Regions from separate parts of the Homo sapiens genome. Here region 1 is linked to region 2. A link is an interaction called in ENCODE POLR2A ChIA-PET data of the cell type or tissue named here. Cell type or tissue: Panc1. All regions are shown on one strand. Links, peaks and the distances in the headings refer to the core of each region. The heading gives the core; the rest is flanking DNA.

Region 1 (9,020 bases), core at 438-8,437, 150 kb before region 2:
AACCTTGGCTATTGTCATTGCAATCAATGAACACGATATGTTCAAAATGTGAAGATTTCCTTTAGTGCATTATTTCTACTCTCCACTCATCAGACTATCAAGTAGCAAAACGAGGGGTTTTGTGCCTTCTCTTAATTTCTCACTGGTGCTAATACTGAGGAATAATGAAGTGGCCATGATGAACCTGGGCAAGAGGTGGGAGAACAGCAAGATGTCATGGTCATCAGCCCCAGAGGAGTCCAGTTAGTAACAGGTGAAAATTAAAACTGTTGATTGAACTGATTAGGAAAGGTTCTTCCTTTTTTTTTTTTCTTTGAGACAGGGTCTGACTCTCTCACCCAGACTGCAGTGCAGCGACGCCATCTCGGCTCCCCACAACCTCTGCATCCTGGTTCACTTATTATTTACTCATCATCCTCTTGATGGGCACCCAGGCTAATGCCAGGCTAACCCAGGCTCAAGCGATTCTCCTGCCTCAGCCTCCCGAGTAGCTGGAATTACAGGTGCACACCACTACCACCTAGCTAATTTCTGTATTTCAAGTAGACAGGGTTTCACCATGTTGGCCAGGCTGGTCTTGAACTCCTGACCTCAAATGATCCACCCGCCTTGGCCTCCCGAAGTGCTAGGATTACAGGCATGAGCCACCATGACTGGCCGGTTCTTCCTCTTTTTAAAAAAAAATTCTACGCTGGGTGTAGTAGCTCACACTTGTAATCTCAGCATTTTGGGAGGCTGAAGTGGGAGGATCACTTGATGCCAGGGGTTTGCGATCAGCCTGGGCAACACAGCGAGACCCTATCTCTATAAAAACATTTTCTTTTTTAAAAATTAGCTGGGCACAGTGGCATGTGCCTGTAGTCCCAGCTACCTAGGAGGCTAAGGTGTGAGGATCACTTGAGCCCAGGAGGTCAAGGCTGCAGTGAACTGTGATTGTACCACTGCACTTCAGCCTGGGCAACAGAGCAAGACCCTGCCTTAAAAAACAAACAAACAAAAACACTAAACTGAAATTATGAAGTATTTCAACCACTAAAAAACATAAGTAATATTCTAAACTTCACATAACCACCAACCATTTCAAGAAAAAAAATAAATCATTGACATTCCTCGTGAACAACTCCCAGGTCTCATTTCTCTTCCATCCCCAGAGGTAACCACTCTCTCAAATTTGGTATTCATCACTCCTTTGCTTTTCATTATATTTTTTACTACATGTTTATAGTCAAAGACAATATATATAAACATTGTGTTGCTTGTTTCAAACCTTTGTTTTTTTTTTTCTTTGAGACAGGGTCTCACTCTGCTGCCCAGGCTGGAGTGCAATGGCATGATCATGGCTCACTGCAGCTTCAACCTTTTGGCTCAAGCGATCCTCCCACCTCAGTGTCCTGAGTAGCTGGGACCACAGGCATGTGTCACCATGCCCAGCCAATTTTTTCTATTTTTTTGTAGAGATGGGGTTTCACCATGTTGCTTAGGCTGGTCTTGAACTCCTGGGCTCAAGTGATCCGCCTGCCTCGGCCTCCCAAAGTGCTGAGATTGCAGGCGTTAGCCACTGTGCCTGGCCTAATAGTTTTCAACTATACAATATAATTTGGCATTTTTTGTCTAACCTTGTATTTTTGAGATTTGTTTTTCATGTTATTCATGTAGTTCTGGTTCACTTATTATTTACTCATCCTCCTCCTGATGGGCACCCAGGCTAATGCCAGGAGGTTGCAGAACACAGCGTGTTCCTCTCCTTGTGCACCTGAGTAGCCTTCTTAGCCCTGTTGCTGGGTCATAGAGAAGACCATTCGCTTCAAATGCTCTAAGCATGTCGGCTCCCAAGGTGCCACATCAAGGGTGACATCCAGAAGAAATAACACTTTTTGATGTGAATCAACTTCTATCTAGAGAACTGCCCTGCCAAACTCCAAATTCTCAAGCAAACATGTTTCCTTTGCTTTCCCCTACAAGTTTCACTGTGAAGAAACATTCAAACATCAATGAACCATGGCCCCACCCATGCTGAAGCATACCCCTAAGGTCTTCCCAAAGGCCTTTATTGATACTCTAGCAGGATACACATTAATGATTTCAAGAAAGCACCAGTTTGCCATGGGTAATGAGCCATGGAGGAAAACAGAGATAACAGACAATAAAGGATCTTAATTTCTCCCCATGAAATGTGACCAAAGCACTAGAATGATTCTGGAAAGAGGTCAGAGCTTACTTTAATCACTCCCCAAAAAAGTGGGCTATAAAAAGCCTTCAGAAAAAGGCAGCATCTGAGATGAAGAGTGACCTTTCTCTGACAGTGACTGTGCTCAGCCATGTGCTCCCTAACCTCGATTCTTCCAATGAAATCATAGCTGATCAGATAGAGTGGCATGACCAGGTTCCACTGGCTGGGCCTGGTCCCCAGCTTCATCTGTCACCACATATCCTTGTCAAGGACTTCTTGACATTGAGTATGTGCCCTTCACAAAGTTTCCTAAGACATTCTGAAACACAGGGGAGTTCATCACATGAGGACAGAGAAGTGTGTGCTATGAGGGAGGTGACAGCATGGTGGGACACAAGTGCTTCTGGGCAGCTGGAAAATACAGACCAGCAAGGAGAGAAGCTGCCTGGGGAGGCTGGAAAGAGGCCAACAGACCCAGGAGTACTTTTTAAAAAATTGAGATGGAGTCTCACTTTGTCACCCAGGCTGGAGTGCAGTGGCGCGATCTTGGCTCACTGCAACCTCTGCCTTCTAGGTTCAAGCAATCCTCTGGCCTCAGCCTCCCAAGTGGCTGGGACTACAGGTGCGTGCCACCATGCCCAGCTAATTTTTGTATTTTTAGTAGAGACGGGTTTCACCATGTTGGCCAGGCTGGTCTCAAGTGATCCTCCCACCTCAGCCTCCCAAAGTGCTGGGATTACAGGTGTGAGCCATGTGCCTGGCAACGTTTTTTTGTGTGTGTGTCTCAAGAGATCCTCCTGCTGTGCTTGGGGTCCCAGATGCATGAGTACCTCCTGATACTCTGACCATGGAATTCCCAGCTCCCAGAACCATGAGGAGCAAATGTCTGTTGTTTAAACTACTTACTCTATGTTACCTTGTTAGAGAGGCCAAATGGACTAGGACAGGTTCAAAGAAGATCACTTCTGGGAGGGCACTTTAGAAACTAAATTACCAACAGGATGGGCCTGGATTGGAGGCACCTTTCTAATCCAAAGTCAGTGAAGAACCGCCAGTGGAGAAATGAAAGGCCAGAGGTATCAGAGCTTAGTTTGAATCCCAGCTCTGACTAATAACACCTGTGTCATTTGGTGCTTAATCCCCCAAACTAAGCATTTTCTCATCTGTAAAATAGGAATAACCTCCACTGCCCACTCCACAGGCTTGAAATAAGGACACGAGGTAACGTCCATCATCTAGCATGGGTCTCCCTTCCCTCCAGCTGTCCTTAGCCCCCACCCCAGAGGACACCCCAACCACTCCCTCTGCTCTTCGACACCCTACACCTTTGCCTTCGCAAAGACCAGTGAGATATTTCCAATGTCAAACAGATTTGGGTGAAGAGTTGGATCTCTTCCAACCAGAAGGGCTATGGCTGGAGGGTCCAGGTACCCACCAGCCAGTCCTGGCCCTCTTGTCCACTTCCATTTTTGAAACGTAAACTGTGGTTCCCAGTCTCTGTGTCTCTTCTTGGAAGGGCATTCTTCACCAAGAACACCATTCTCCAAACTATGACTTCCCTGATTCTCCAGCAATGCTCCTGGCCTCGCACAGCACTCAGGCTCCCTGTCAGCAAGGAGGTGTGACATCCTGAGAGCTTCAGGAGCTGAGCTACAATGGTACAGGAGCTTTTCTGAGGAGGGGCTGTGTTCCCTGCACATTCTTGGCTCCTTTTCTGGCCTCTGATTAAAGTACAGCAATAGCAAAGGCAGTAATCGGTTTCCTATAGAAGCTGAAGCTGTCTCCTCCGTCCTGGGGCTTTCCTAGCACAAGGCCCACCCTCTTAAACACACACCACCTACCAAAGGAGAAAAGCAAGAAAGCAGCAGACATGTACTTGGTTTTCCAGAACATTCTGTAGTAAATAGCAACAAAAATAGAGCCCTTTGGAGAAGAGGCTGCCCCTATCCAGCACATAGGAATGCCCCCAGGCATGTCCGACTAATGGGAAAAGCTGGAACCCCTCTTAAGGGTGAAGGAGCAAATAAAAATTGATCCTTAGAGGCACCTTTGAATGACTTAGACTTAAGGATGCAACTGCTCTCATTTCCATTTCCATGCCCCTAGGACTGGCCACAGGAAGAAATGGGAACAGGAGAAAAGACCATGTATTAACGAATAAGAAGTTTGGGCCAGGCAAGGTGGTTCACGCCTGTAATCCCAGCACTTTGAGAGGCCAAGGCGGGTGGATCACTTGAGCCCAGGAGTTCTATAGCCTGGGCAACATGGCAAAATGTCATCTCTACCAAAAAATACAAAAATTAGCTGAGTGTTGTTTTGTGCGCCTGTAGTCCCAGCTACTCAGGAGGCTGAGGAGGCTGGATGGATGGAGCCCAGGAAATCAAGGCTGCAGTGAGCTGTGATCGCACCATTGCACTTCAGTCTGGGCAACAGAATAAGACCTTCTCCTTAAAAAAAGAAAGAAAAGAAAAAAAGGACGAAGTTTTAAAGCATCAATTTGCCCTGAGTCCTACCCCAGTTATCGTCAAAGATCAGTTCAGCTTAACTCAACCTAGGCCCTGGTGAGCCCAGCGAGACCAATAATTGGGCAGAGCAAGAGACAGCAGCGGCCAGAATTTATTGAACGCTTGGGTCCATTTATTGCGTAGAAGGCACTATCTTAAGAATTTTACACGTTAGCTAATTCTATCCTCCCAATTATCCTATGAGGTGGACACTATTATCGAACCCATTTTATAGATAAGGAAACTGAGGCTTGGGAGACTGTCACTTGTTCTAAGTTATACAGCAGCTAACTGGAGTCTGGATTCACCCCGTCAGCCATCTGAGCTCAGCCGCATGCTTTCCCTACCACTCTGTGTGCTGCCCTGGTTGTGTTGGGGGTAAGGGTAGGAGCAAAGTTCTTCTCTGGCAGAGCAGGGGCTTCATGTCTCACCCTTAGGAAGCTCAGCTCCCAAGTTCTTGGGTGTTTTACCTTAGCCCAGCCACTAACCTCTGGGGTTTGTTTAAAAATAACCTGATTTTTTTAGAATCTCAAGGACAAGGAGAGATGTTTTCTATTTTCTCTGCATCTGGCTCTCCTGGGGAGGTTGGTCTGTTGTCATTTCTCTGTATTGGTGTGTAAGCCTCTCCCTCCAGAGTCTCTCATCAACTCGCTGTGGTGAGGCCCAGGCAGTTTTTATACAACCTCCCCAGGTGACTCTAATGTGTGACCTTGTTGAGAACCACAGGATGGGATGAGGAGGGGCCAGGATAAACCCTCCCTGGACAGCTACAGGCACTTAGGCTAAACCCGCACTTCAGGCCTGCTCCAGCAAGGGCCATATCTCTTTTACATTCTTGTTGATGCTCTCATCAGCCTATCAATATAAAACACCTAAAATACTGCCTTGCCACAACCTACAGCTTCCCAGATCTTCAGAGTATATAAGCAATGTAATGACATTACTAAAAATATGGAAAAGAATATCCTCTATAATTCCACAACCCAATACAACTATTATCATTTTTATCCAATCATTTTCAGTGCATCTCCACGTGTGGCTGGAGGTTATCACCACTGCCTTTGACCCTTTAAAGGTGCTGCTTCCTCAAGGGGCCCTGGTATCAGGCTGGGCCATCTGAGGCCGGCAGGGGTGAGGAGAAGAGGCAGTATTCACCCTGACTTCCTGCATCTCCCTCTGATCCAATCAGGAAGAGGCACAGACTCAGGGCCTTGCTTCCAGGGAACCAAATCAAAGGGTCTTGAGATGTTGCGAAGCAACAACCACAAAAATGTGTCCCCACTGTCCACACCACTGGGGCACTGACTGGGATGATGATTTGTTCAGGCTGAGCCCTGTGGATCTAACTCCAGCATAACTGCTGCATGGGAACATCAGAGTGACTCCCATTCCAGCAGGCAATAAATTACATGAACAAGTGATCACAATGATGCCTAGAATGAAACAGTCTCTGCTATTCACTCTGAAGAGGCCAATTCCCAGTTGGGAGTGGGAATCTTCCAGGAGAAGAATTCCCGTTAAGATAATGATCTCCCGCCAGTGAGGATGACAAGGGAGCCCAGCCAAAGGTAATCCACTTAAAAGAAACCCTGAAAGGAAGTGGAGGTGTTTTTGTTCCCAGCAGGTGTCAGACTGGTGCTCAGCCTCCTTCCTGGATTCTCCAGGTAGACCAAGGCGTTATGTCAGAAAACCCTTCCTAGGAGGGGCCAGGACCCTCGGAAGGAGGCGAACCAGAGCCATTTGAGAACTACAACCTACAGAAACAAGCCAGTCAACTGCCCCTGTCACTGACTGCACGGGGCCTGGGAGCCCAGGGCCATGACCCTGGTCCCTCATCACTCCAGCCAGGACGCAGGTTGGGTCCCAGCTCCTCGCTCCTGCTTCAGTATCTTGGACCCTACTTACTAAAGGGCAGGCCTTTCAGACCAACAGTACCTGTCCCAGGAATGACAGGTCTAACAGAGCAGACCTGGACAAGACCCGTCCCAACAGAATGCACCTGAAAAGTGAGAAGGAAAGGTGTGGTGCTTAGCCATTCCTGGAACACCTTTTTTTTTTTTTTTTTTTTTTTTGAGACAGAGTCTCGCTCTGTCTCACCCAGGCTGGAGTGCAGTGGCGCAATCTCAGCTCACTGCAGCCTCTGCCTCCTGGGTTCAAGCGATTCTCCTGCCTCAGCTGGGACTACAGGCGTGCACCACCACACCCAGCTAATTTTATATTTTTAGTAGAGACAGGGTTTCACCATGTTGGCCATGCTGGTCTCGAACTCCTGACCTCAGGTGATCCACCTGCCTTGGCCTCCCAAAATGCTGGAATTAGAGGCGTGAGCCACCGTGCCTGGTCTCAATGATATTCTTATGACCAGAGTCAAAAGGAGACCTGGGGCAGAAGCCAAAGGAATAAAAGGGCAGAAAATCTGAAGGAAGGGAGTAGGGAAAGGTTGTATAAAGGAATTGAGACTCATTGGCTCAAACAATAAAACAATTTAACCATCTCTACTGGGGACTGTAACAAGGAGGGCAGCTGCATGCTGTGACCCAGACAAGGAGAAATGGTGTAATGGGAAGAATTTAGGTTAAATTAGTGTAATCATTTCATAAAGCTTCTTTTCTTCAAGAGACCATGAGAAATACATTGGATCAGGGTCATGCAGTCTTTTTTGAGTCAAGCCTTTTTTGAGTCAGTCTGCCTATATTATCTGTCGCATTAAGAGAGAGGTAGTAGGAGGCAAGAAAGTTGTAACATTACTAAAATAAGAGTGGCGCATATTTTACAAACATGATATTCAGAATGGGAAGAGTCTTTGAGAGTTTCATTTGGCTGAAGAGATGAAATGAATTCTCAATACCTCCAATCTTATTTCTGGCAGAACTGCAAGAACTGCAAGGTGGAATTCTGGCCACCTGGCTCCTCGTTTAGATTTTAAAAAGTGGAAGACTCCACCAACTTTTCTAAGTGCCCCAAGGGTCCTCTTATCATAGATGGTGTTCCCTGAGAGCTTCAACAGCCTGGAATGGTGTAAATTTGGGTCAGAAAAGTTCAAAGTCCTTCTCAGGCTTATGATTCAATGAAGACAAAGTTATGAAGACATTCAAGAAAAAAATGGAACACATTCGAGAAAAAAATTGAAAAAGTACCATCGATCAAAGAAAATAAAACTTTACATTTAAAAACAATTTATAATTTAAGAAGCTTTCAGAGTTTTCTTTCCTTGTTGCAAATATATTTTATCTACTAGTCTACTTACATGAGTGACACATCATATCTTAATCAGACAATAGTTGACAAGAAACGGCAAGGGAATAAATTCCTTGGCTGACACAAATCAGGATCCAAAACAATCTCAGATTGGAATAGGCTAATTTTAAAAAGATAAAATGTAATGGGGGCAGAGGGTAATTCCTGCACTGGGGGCCAACAGTCCCATCACACAAGGATGGAAGTATTAGGATGGCCCTGTAAAATAATAATAATCATAAATGATATGGAGAGGTGATTTGAAATGTATATTGTTAGGAATCAGTTATTCCTAACAATTGGGTTTAATTGATAAGAGAATTCCTTTTTTGTTTGTTTTTTGAGATGAAGTCTCGCTCTGTCGCCAGACTGGAGGGCAGTGGCACCATCCTGGCTCACTGCAACCTCCACCTCCCGGGTTCAAGCGATTCTCCTGCCTCAGCCTCCCATGTAGCTAGGACTACAGGCATGCGCCACCACTCCCGGCTAATTTTTGTATTTTTAGTAGAGACAGGGTTTCACCATTTTGGCCAGGAGGGTCTTGATCTCTTGACCTCATGATCTGCCTGCCTCGGCCTCCCGAAGTGTTGGGATTACAGGCGTGAGGCACTGCACCCAGCCTTTTTTTTTTTTTTTTTTGAGACGGAGTTTCACTCTGTCGCCCAGGCTAGAGTGCAGTGGCATGATCTCAACTCACTGCAACCTATGCCTCCCAGGTTCAAGAAATTCTCCTGCCTTAGCCTCCCAAGTAGCTGAGATTACAGGTGCCCACCACCATGCCCCGCTAGTTTTTTTGTATTTTTAGTAGAGGTGGGGTTTCACCATGTTGGCCAGGCTGGTTTTGAACTCCTGACCTTAAGTGATCCACCCACCTCAGCCTCCCAAAGTGCTAGGATTTTAACCATGAGCCACTGTGCCCGGCCAAGAATTCCTTTTGAGGTAACTCAGTAATTGCTAGGGTTGGGCTTCCTTCTATAAAGATCCACCAAAAAGAAGGACCAAAATATTTCAGGCAACTTAACTGGGTATTAAGAATTCCATCAGCTTCTACAGTACACTTGTCCCTGAGTGGTAAGACATCAGTTAATGGCCCACACACTCCTCACAGG
Region 2 (9,020 bases), core at 494-8,493:
TATGGATAACTTGCTGTAGCTTCAACATCAGCACTGGCTGCTTTACCTTGCACTTTTATGTTACAGAGATGGTTTCTTAAACCTCATGAACCAATCTCTGCTAGCTTCAGACTTTTTTTCTGCAGCTTCCCACCTCTCTCAGCCTTTACACAATTGATAGAGTCAGAGCCTTGTTCTGGGTTAGGCCTTGGCTTTAGGGAATGTTGTGGCTGGTTTAATCTATCTAGACCACTCAAACTTTCTCCATATCAGCAATAACAATAAGGCTGTTTCACTTTCTTGTCACTCCTGTGTACAGTGGAGTGGCCCCCCTCCCTTTTTTTTGAGACAGGGTCTCACTCTGTCACCTAAGCTGAAATACAGTGGCACAATCATAGCTCACTGCAGCCTCAACCTCCCAGGCTTAAGTGATCCTCCCACCTCAGCCTTCCCGAATAGCTAGAACTACAGGTGCATATCACCATGCCCTGCTAATTTTTTAATTTTTTGTAGAGACAGGATTTCACTACGTTGGTGTATTAGTCAATTATCATGCTGCTACAAAGAAATACCCAAGACTGGGTAGTTTATAAAGGAAAGAGGTTTAATTGACTCAGTTCCGCAGGGCTGGGGAACCCTCAGGAAACTCACAATCATGGCAGAAGAGGAAGCAAACACCTCCTTCTTCACATGGCAGCAGCAAGAAGTGCCAATCAAAAGGGGGAAAAGCCCCTTATAAAACTATCCAATCTCGTGAGAACTCACTATCACAAGAAGAGCACGAGGGTAACTGCCCCCATGATTAAATTACCTTCCACCAGGTCCCTCCCACGACACATGGGGATTATGGGAGCTACAGTTCAAGATGAGATTTGGGTGGGGACACGGCCAAACTATATCAGTTGGTCAGGCTGGTCTTGAACTCCTGGTCTAAAGCCATCCTCCTGCCTCAGCCTCCTAACGTGCTGGGATTACAAGAGTGAGCCACTGCACCCAGCCCTAGAGTAGCACTTTTAATTTCTTTCAAGAATTTTTCCTTTGCATTCACAACTTGGCTAGCCCTTTGGCACAAGAGTCCTAGCTTTCATTCTATCTTGGTTTTTGACATGCCTGCCTCACTAATATTAATTCTAACTCTTGACTTAAAGTGAAAGTTGTGAGACTCTTCCTTTCACTTGAATGCTTAGAGGCCATTGTGGGATTATTAATTCACCTAATTTTATTTAATTTATTTATTTATTTATTTAGAGACAAAGTTTCGCCCTTGTTGCCCAGGCTGGAGTGCAATGGCACGATCTTGACTCACTGCAACCTCCACCTCCCAGATTCAAGGGATTCTCCTGCCTCAGCCTCCCAAGTAGCTTGGATTATAGACATGCACCAGCATGCCCAGTTAATTTTGTATTTTTAGTAGAGACAGAGTTTCACCATGTTGGTCAGGCTGGTCTCAAACTCCTGACCTCAGGTGATTCGCCTGCCTCGGCCTCCCAAAGTGCTGGGATTACAGGCATGAGCCACTGTGCCCAGCCAATTCACCTAATTTTAATATTGCTGTGTCTTAGGGAATAGGAGGCCCAAAGAGAGGGAGAGAGATGGGTAACAGCTGGTCAGTGGAACAGCCAGAACACATACAACACTTATTAATTAAGTTCTCCTTCTTATTTGGGCACAATTCATGGTGTCCCAAAATGATTACAATAATAACATCAAAGATCTCTGATCAGCCGGGCGCAGTGGCTCATGGCTGTACCTAGCACTTTGGGAGGCCAAGGCAGGAGGATCACCTGAGGTCAGGAGTTTGAGACCAGCCTGGCCAACATGGAAAAATCCCATCTCTACTAAAAATACAAAAATTGAGCCAGGCGCAGTGGCTTACGCCTGTAAACCCAGCACTTTGGGAGGCCGAGGCGGGCAGATCACAAGGTCAGGAGATCGAGACCATCCTGACCAACATGGTGAAACCCAGTCTCTACTAAAATACAAAAATTAGCCAGGCATGGTGGTGTGCACCTGTAGTCCCAGCTACTCAGGAGGCTGAGGGAGGGGAACCACTTGAACCCAGGAGGTGGAGGTTGCGGTGAGCAGAGATTGCTTGACTGCACTCCAGCCTGGCGACAGAGGGAGACTCCATGTCAAATAAATAAATAAATAAAATACAAAAATTAGCCGGGCATGGTGGCACGTGCCTGTAATCCCAGCTACTAGTGGGGCTGAGGCAGGAGGATCACTTGAACCTGGGAGGTGGAGGTTCCAGTGAGCTAAGATCATGCCACTGCACTCCAGCCTGGGCAACAGAGCAAGACTCTATCTCAAAAAAAAAAAAAAAAAAAAAAAAGAAAGATCTCTGATCACAGATCACCGAAACAATTTTTCATAATAATAAAGAAAAAGTGTGAAATATTGTGAGAATTACCAAAGTGTGACATAGAGACACAGAGAGAGCACATGTTGTTGGAAAAATGGTATTGATAGACGCTCAACACAGAATTACCACAAGCCTTCAATTCGTGAAAAACACGTATCTGCAAAGTGCAATAAAATGAGCTATGCCTATATATCAAATATCTAGGGACTAGGGGAGCTCATTATGTAAAGGAATCCTTTGATAGTCTTACATAGATTTTTTTTTTTGACATGGAGTTTCGCTCTTGTCACTCATGTTGGAGTGCAATGGTGTGATCTTGGCTCACTGTAACCTCCGCCTCCCAGGTTCAAGCAACTCTCCTGCCTCAGCCTCCCAAGTAGCTGGGACTACAGGTGTGCGCCACCATGCCTGCCTAATTTTTTTATTTTTAGTAGAGATGGGTTTTCACTGTGTTGGCCAGGCTGGTCTCAAACTCCTGATCTCAGGTGATCCGCCCACCTCAACCTCCCAAAGTGCTGGGATTACAGGCGTGAGCCACCGCGCCCAGCCCTTAAATAGAATTTCTAAAGTCCCTATTAATAAACAGTTTTTGAAATCAATTTCCCTAGATATATCCCAACAGGAAAATATCTAATTAGTTATAAGTCTGTCATTGGATGATAAAATGTTTACTTATATTTCAAAGTACAATATATCCTGGCTTATACCCAATGCAACTTTTAGATTTTATTTCAGCAAGGTAACAAAGATGAAAAATGTTTTAAGGCATCAAAACCTCAGTTTTAAAACAGTGCTTCTAAACAGTAGCAACCTAACTTCAATCATATTGAGTACTGGAGATGTGAGGTTCTTTCATTGTTCCTTCAAGTTTTAACTTTTTCTGTTTTGTATAAAAATCCAACAGGTGCCAGGGGATTTTGCTGTTATTCATTACTGATCTGCCACTCTCTCCTAAGTTTTTGAACAGCAAATGGAGGAAAACAAAGGCTTCAGTAAGCAAGCCGTTCAATAGATATTCTGTAACTCAGGATAGTACCTTCTGGAGATTCAGAAAATTATAAACAAACAAGTATTTGTTCTTAAAGTGCCTGGACTTAGGTCCTTCCTCTCATCAAAGCTCTTTCTTTTATTAACTTTTACCTTGATTTTTAAAAAAGATGGCTAATGCAGGGCCACAGTGCTCATTTTAACTTTAATTTGTTTTCTCTTAGCATCAACAGGCAAACTGAGCTCCGATATAAACCATTCACATTCACTAAAGCCCCAGTGCCAACTTTTTCTATCATTTCTATTCGGAAGCGAAGCTGCAGAGGTCTCTGTAGATAAGCTCACACAGTGAGTGATTTGATTTATACGACAAGCTTACTGCTCTGCTCAGAAGCTAATGATTAATGCCATTGGGCATTCCCCTCTTGGTTCCAAGCTCTCCTATCAGGTAGGCAAGGCTTCAATGCTGGTTGAGACAAGAACTTTATCTAGAGCTACGAAACAATTTTTAGGAACCAAAAGACAAATTGCCATAAGGGCTCAAATTATTTAAAGGGTGCCAGCCTCAGCAACATGGCAAAATCTCTACAAAAAATACAAAAATTAGCCAGGTGTAGTGGCATGCGCCTGTAGTCCCAGCTACTCAGGTGGCTGAGATGGGAGGCTGAAGTGGGAGGATTGCTTGAACCTGAGAGGTTGAGGCTGCAGAACCATGATCACACCTCTGCATTCCAGCCTGGGTCACAGAGTGAGACCCTGTCTCAAAAAATAAAATAATTTGTGGACCACAGGTCACCTCATCAGAATCTGGGGTGATTGTTAAATGTGTGCCTCCCCAGACCTAGTGAATTAGAATCTATGGAGTAAGGCTGAGAATTCCCAAATTTTAATATATTCCCCAGATTATTCTTACATTTAAGCCAAAAATAAAATTCTAAGCTCCCCCAACCAACTGAATGGATCCTCTTCACCCCCACCCGGGTCAAAGAATTCCAAAGAAACCTGAAAAATAGGCAGGGGTGGGGGAAGCAGATGTGCTTCATTATACCTTCCCTTTTGGAGTTCAGGCACAACTGACCAGCAGTAAGATTAAAACAGAGATCTTCAAACTGACAAAACAGATTCTTTGTAGCAATAAGGTACCAATTTCCAATCTGACTCTAGTATCACATGACAGATAAAGAAGAAAATCAAAGTATTTTATCCCAAAATATGTTTCTTTGCCATATTTTGAAATGGCCCTACAAAGCCATCTTTTGTGGGGGGAAAATTGCTTCTGCAAAGAGTCTCTATTAACATAACTAGATCTTACCCCCTCTAGTCCCTCCATGTGCTAATGAGATCAACTGAGAGTCCAGCATCTTTTAAAGGTTTAAACAGAAAACATCTGCCATCTGTGGTCTCTAATGGTGGCCACCTATGAGACTTCACCTACATAATAAGAACCTTGGTCTCCACAACCCCTTATCGTAACCCAGAGACTTCTGTCTACTGATTCCAGATCTTTAGATAATAACTTTTGCAACCAATTGCCAATGAGAAAATCTTTGAACCAAACCAATACACACCTCACAGATAATGATTGCTGTCTTTTTTTTTTTTTTTTTTTTTGAGACAGGGTTTTGCTCTGTTGCCCAGGGTCTGACACTCTGTTGGAGTGCAGTGGTGCCAGTCTTGGCTCACTGGAGTCTCGACCTCCCAGGCTCAAGCGATCCTCTTACCTCAGACTCCTGAATAGCTGGGACTACAAACATGCACCACCATGCCTGGCTAATTTTTTTTTTTTTTAATAGATGGGCTTTCACTATGTTGCACAGGCTGGTCTTGAACTCCCAGGCTCAAGCAATCTGACCACCTTAGCCTCCCAAAGTGCTGGGACTATAGGCGTGAGCCACCTCACCCAGCCTGATTGGTGTCTATGCCTCCCTCAAATGTATAAAACCAAGCTGATGGGCCAGGCGCAGTGGCTCAGGCCTGTAATCCCAGCACTCTGGGGAGCCAAGGCAGGTGGATTGCTTGAGCCCAGGAGTTCGAGACCAGCCTAGGGAACATGGCGAAACCCCGTCTCTACTAAAAATACAAAAATTAACTGGGTGTGGGAGCGCATGCGTGTAATCCCAGCTACTTAGGAGACTGAGGCACGAGAAGTGCTTGAACCTGGGAGGCAGAGGCTGCATGAGCTGAGATCATGCCACTGCTCCAGCCTGGGCGACAGAGTGAGACCCTGTCTCAAAAAAATAAAAAAATAAAAATAAAACCAAGCTGTAACCCAACCACCTAGACACATGTTCCGAGGACCTCTTGAAAACCATGGCTGGCTGGGCACAGTGGCTCACGCCTGTAATCCCAACACTTTGAGAAGCCAAGGCAGGCAGATCACCTGAGGCCAGGAGTTCAAGACCAGCCTGACCAACATGGTGAAACCCCATCTCTACTAAAAATACAAAGTTAGCTGGGTGTGGTGGCGCATGCCTATAATCCCAGCTACTTGGTAGGCTGAGGCAGGAGAACTGCTAAAACCCAGGAGGCGGAGGTTGCAGTGAGCCAAGATCATGCCATTGCACTCCAGCCTGGGCAATAAGAGCAAAACTCTGTCTCTCAAAAAAAAAAAAAAAAAAAAAAAAAAAGGAAAGAAAAGAAAACCAAGGCTATGGTCACTCACAGTTGGCTCAGAATAAACCTCTTTAAATGCTTTACAGGAGTTTGGCTTTTTTTGTTGACATATGCATAAGTTTGAGAAGTATTGGTCTAAGGAAGCTAACTGGAAGATAGACAGCTAACTGGAAGATAAATTCGGCCAGGTGCAGTGGCTCATGCCTGTAATCCCAGCACTTTGGGAGGCCGAGGCAGGCAGATCACTTGAGGTCAGGAGCTCCAGATGAGCCTGGCCAACATGGCCAAACCCTGTCTGTACTAAAAATATAAAAAAGTTAGCCAGGCATGGTGGCGGGTGCCTGTAATCCCAGCTACTCAGGAGGCTGAGGCAGGAGAATCACCTGAACCCGGGAGGCAGAGGTTGCAGCCAACTGAGATCACACCACTGCACTCCAGCCTGGGAGACAGAGCGAGACTCTGTCTCAAAAAAAAAGAAGATACATTCGGTAACTTGTTCAAGGTCATTTATCCCCACTATAGTGAAGTAACAGTGGGCCACAGAGATTAAGTAGGTTCTAACTAGGAACAGAGTTATTATCAAACTGAGTTATACTAATTTTGTATCTAGTGAAGGCATCATCAACATGTTTTTCTGTAAAAAAACAGATAGTAAAATATATCAGGTTTTGTGGGCCAGGTAATCTCTGTGGAAACTACTCAACTCTGCCATAGCAGTTGAAAGCAGCTATAGACACCATGCAAAGGAATGAAACAGGCATCAAGCTGGATTTGGGCCATGGCTATAATTTGCCAACCTTTAGTCTAGTACAACTTTTTTTTTTTTTTCGAGATGGGATCTTGCTATGTTGCCTAGGCTGGAGTGCAGTGGCTATTCATAGGCATGATCATATTGCACTGCAACCTCAAACTCCTGGGCTCAAGCGATCGATCCTCCCACCTTAGCCTCTCCCAAGTAGCTGGGACTACAGGTGCTCACTGCCACACCCAGCTAGTGCATCTTTAATTCCAATGAAAAGTATCAGGATATGCTACCCCAAAATATGCCACTTTGGCATAAGGATTATTTTGAGCCGAAGGCAACTGAGAAGTGGATACAAGAAAAGCTCCTTGCCTTCCCCTATTTGCTAAAAGCAGGACATAAATTAACAAAGGTGTCCCTTCTCCTCTCTCCACCAGGAAGGATAAAGGTTAGTCACAGAAGACAGCTTTAGGTCCTTAACAGCCTAGAGAAGGCACCAGAGGCATCTACATAACAAACTGCACTAACTAGCCTTTATCTGCCATTAGTTCCCCATGTATTTGCCTTCCTACAATTCGCCATCGCTAAAGACTGAAGGTCTTTTTCCTTTGTCTTGTCACTTCTCTAAAAGTGTACTGTTCTTTGTTGAAGATGCTATATAAGCCAGAGTTCTAAGAAATCTTTTTGAGAATTACTCTTTCCCTGAATTTTCTCCCATGTATATATGAAATATGCATGTTAATAAACTTCCATTTGTTTTTCTCTTGTTAACCTATGTTTTGTTACAGGGCTCCCAGCTGAGAACTCACAAGAGTAGAGGAAAAATTATTTTTTCCTTCACTACACCAATATGAGCACCATGAAACAGGAAACTTTATTTTAAAATTAGGATTTAAGGCCAGGCATGGTGGCTTAGGCCTGTAATCCCAGCACTTTGGGAGGCCAAGGTGGGCAGATCACTTGAGGTCAGGAGTTCAAGAGCAGCCTGGCTAACATGGTAAAACCCCGTCTCTACTAAAAATACAAAAATTAACCGAGTATGGTGGTGCACCTGTAATCCCAGCTACTCGGGAGGCTGAGGCACAAGAATTGCTTGAACCCAGGAGGCGGGGTTTGCAGTAAGCCAAGATGGCACTACTGCACTCCAGCCTGGGTGACAGAATGAGACCCTGTCTCGGAAAAAGAAAAAAAAGAAAATTAGGATTTAAAAGATGGTAAATTTTAATTATTTGGGCCTTTTCCTTAGGTAGAACAGCCCAATGTCAACTAGTAACAGATAAATGACGCTGAAGCATTACTAGAATTAGTGCACATTACTGAAGTTTCTCCATGACTCTAACTGGGTCTTGGGATCTTTCACATGATCTTGTAATCCTTTAATGTCTACCATTTGATGCTGTGCACCCTCTTGGGCACAAATTTACTTCAAACAAATAAGAAAAACAGATACAAATTTTACAATTTTACTTTCCCTTAAGAGCAAATAAGTAAAATTGACACATATACTTTGTGATTATGTAACACATTCCATGGCAAAAACTTTTTTTTTTGAAGGGGGAATAAGTTTCATACCTAGCCTATTGCCAGCAGCCTAAAGTAGTTTTAAACTCTTATGATAACATTAACGAAGCCATTAAGACATGCATATTCTTGTTCTTTGCTAATCTTTCTCTGCTCCGTCTTTCTCAAATGTACAATTCTCTACATGGTTGGATGATTCTGAGTAAATTAAATATGCTTCATTCCCTAATAAATGTCTGAGCCTAGATGGCTTAATAGCATTTTTATCTGCTCACATGGCAATTATGATACATTTGTTTCCTGTATAGAAGTCTTCTCCACACCCTCCACTATGAAGACATAACATTTTATTTATACAGTGTATATACATATATACAAACACATACATATATATACATATACACATATATGTTTAGAAAGTAAGAAATAGGCCAGGTGCAGTGGCTCACACCTGTAATCCCAGCACTTTAGGAGGCCGAGGCCGGCGGATCACCTGAGGTCAGGAGTTCGAAATCAGACTGGCCAATGTGGCAAAACACTGACTCTACTAAAAATACAAAAATTAGCCAGGCACAGTGGTGGCTGCCTGTAATCCTAGCTACTCAGGAGGCTGAGGCAGGAGAATCACTTGAACCTGGGTGGTGGAGGTTGTGGTGAGCCAAGATCGCACCATTGCACTCCAGCCTAGGCAACAGAGCGAGATTTTGTCTAAAAAAAAAAGTTAGAAATAAATTACATAAAGGCAGTTACACTTAATTGACCAGTTAAAACACTAGCACCTTATTGTACAAAAAATGGCTACTCATCCACCAA

Evidence for each region. ChIA-PET counts read pairs that join two places held together with the same protein. Peaks named below come from ENCODE experiments on the same cell type or tissue, not always from the same donor. Only the 100,000 strongest peaks of a DNase experiment are listed, where the experiment ranks them.
Region 1: POLR2A ChIA-PET joins it to region 2 with 15 read pairs; 5 of 35 experiments call an interaction of 5 or more read pairs at or near these places.

Annotation. Positions count from the first base shown.
Region 1 is chr6:89,586,721-89,595,740 of GRCh38, reverse strand. All of the region lies in intron 2 of ANKRD6 (ankyrin repeat domain 6), which reads right to left. Among named protein-coding and RNA genes, the nearest start is that of MDN1-AS1, 47 kb to the left of the region's middle. In Panc1, for the core only: no CTCF peak of the experiment used is centred there; no DNase peak of the experiment used is centred there.
Region 2 is chr6:89,438,559-89,447,578 of GRCh38, reverse strand. All of the region lies in intron 1 of ANKRD6 (ankyrin repeat domain 6), which reads right to left. LOC124901360 (a long non-coding RNA gene) reads left to right here and starts at 6,046. Exons shown (of 2, transcript XR_007059675.1): 1 at 6,046-9,020. In Panc1, for the core only: no CTCF peak of the experiment used is centred there; no DNase peak of the experiment used is centred there; H3K27me3 peaks cover 268 bases.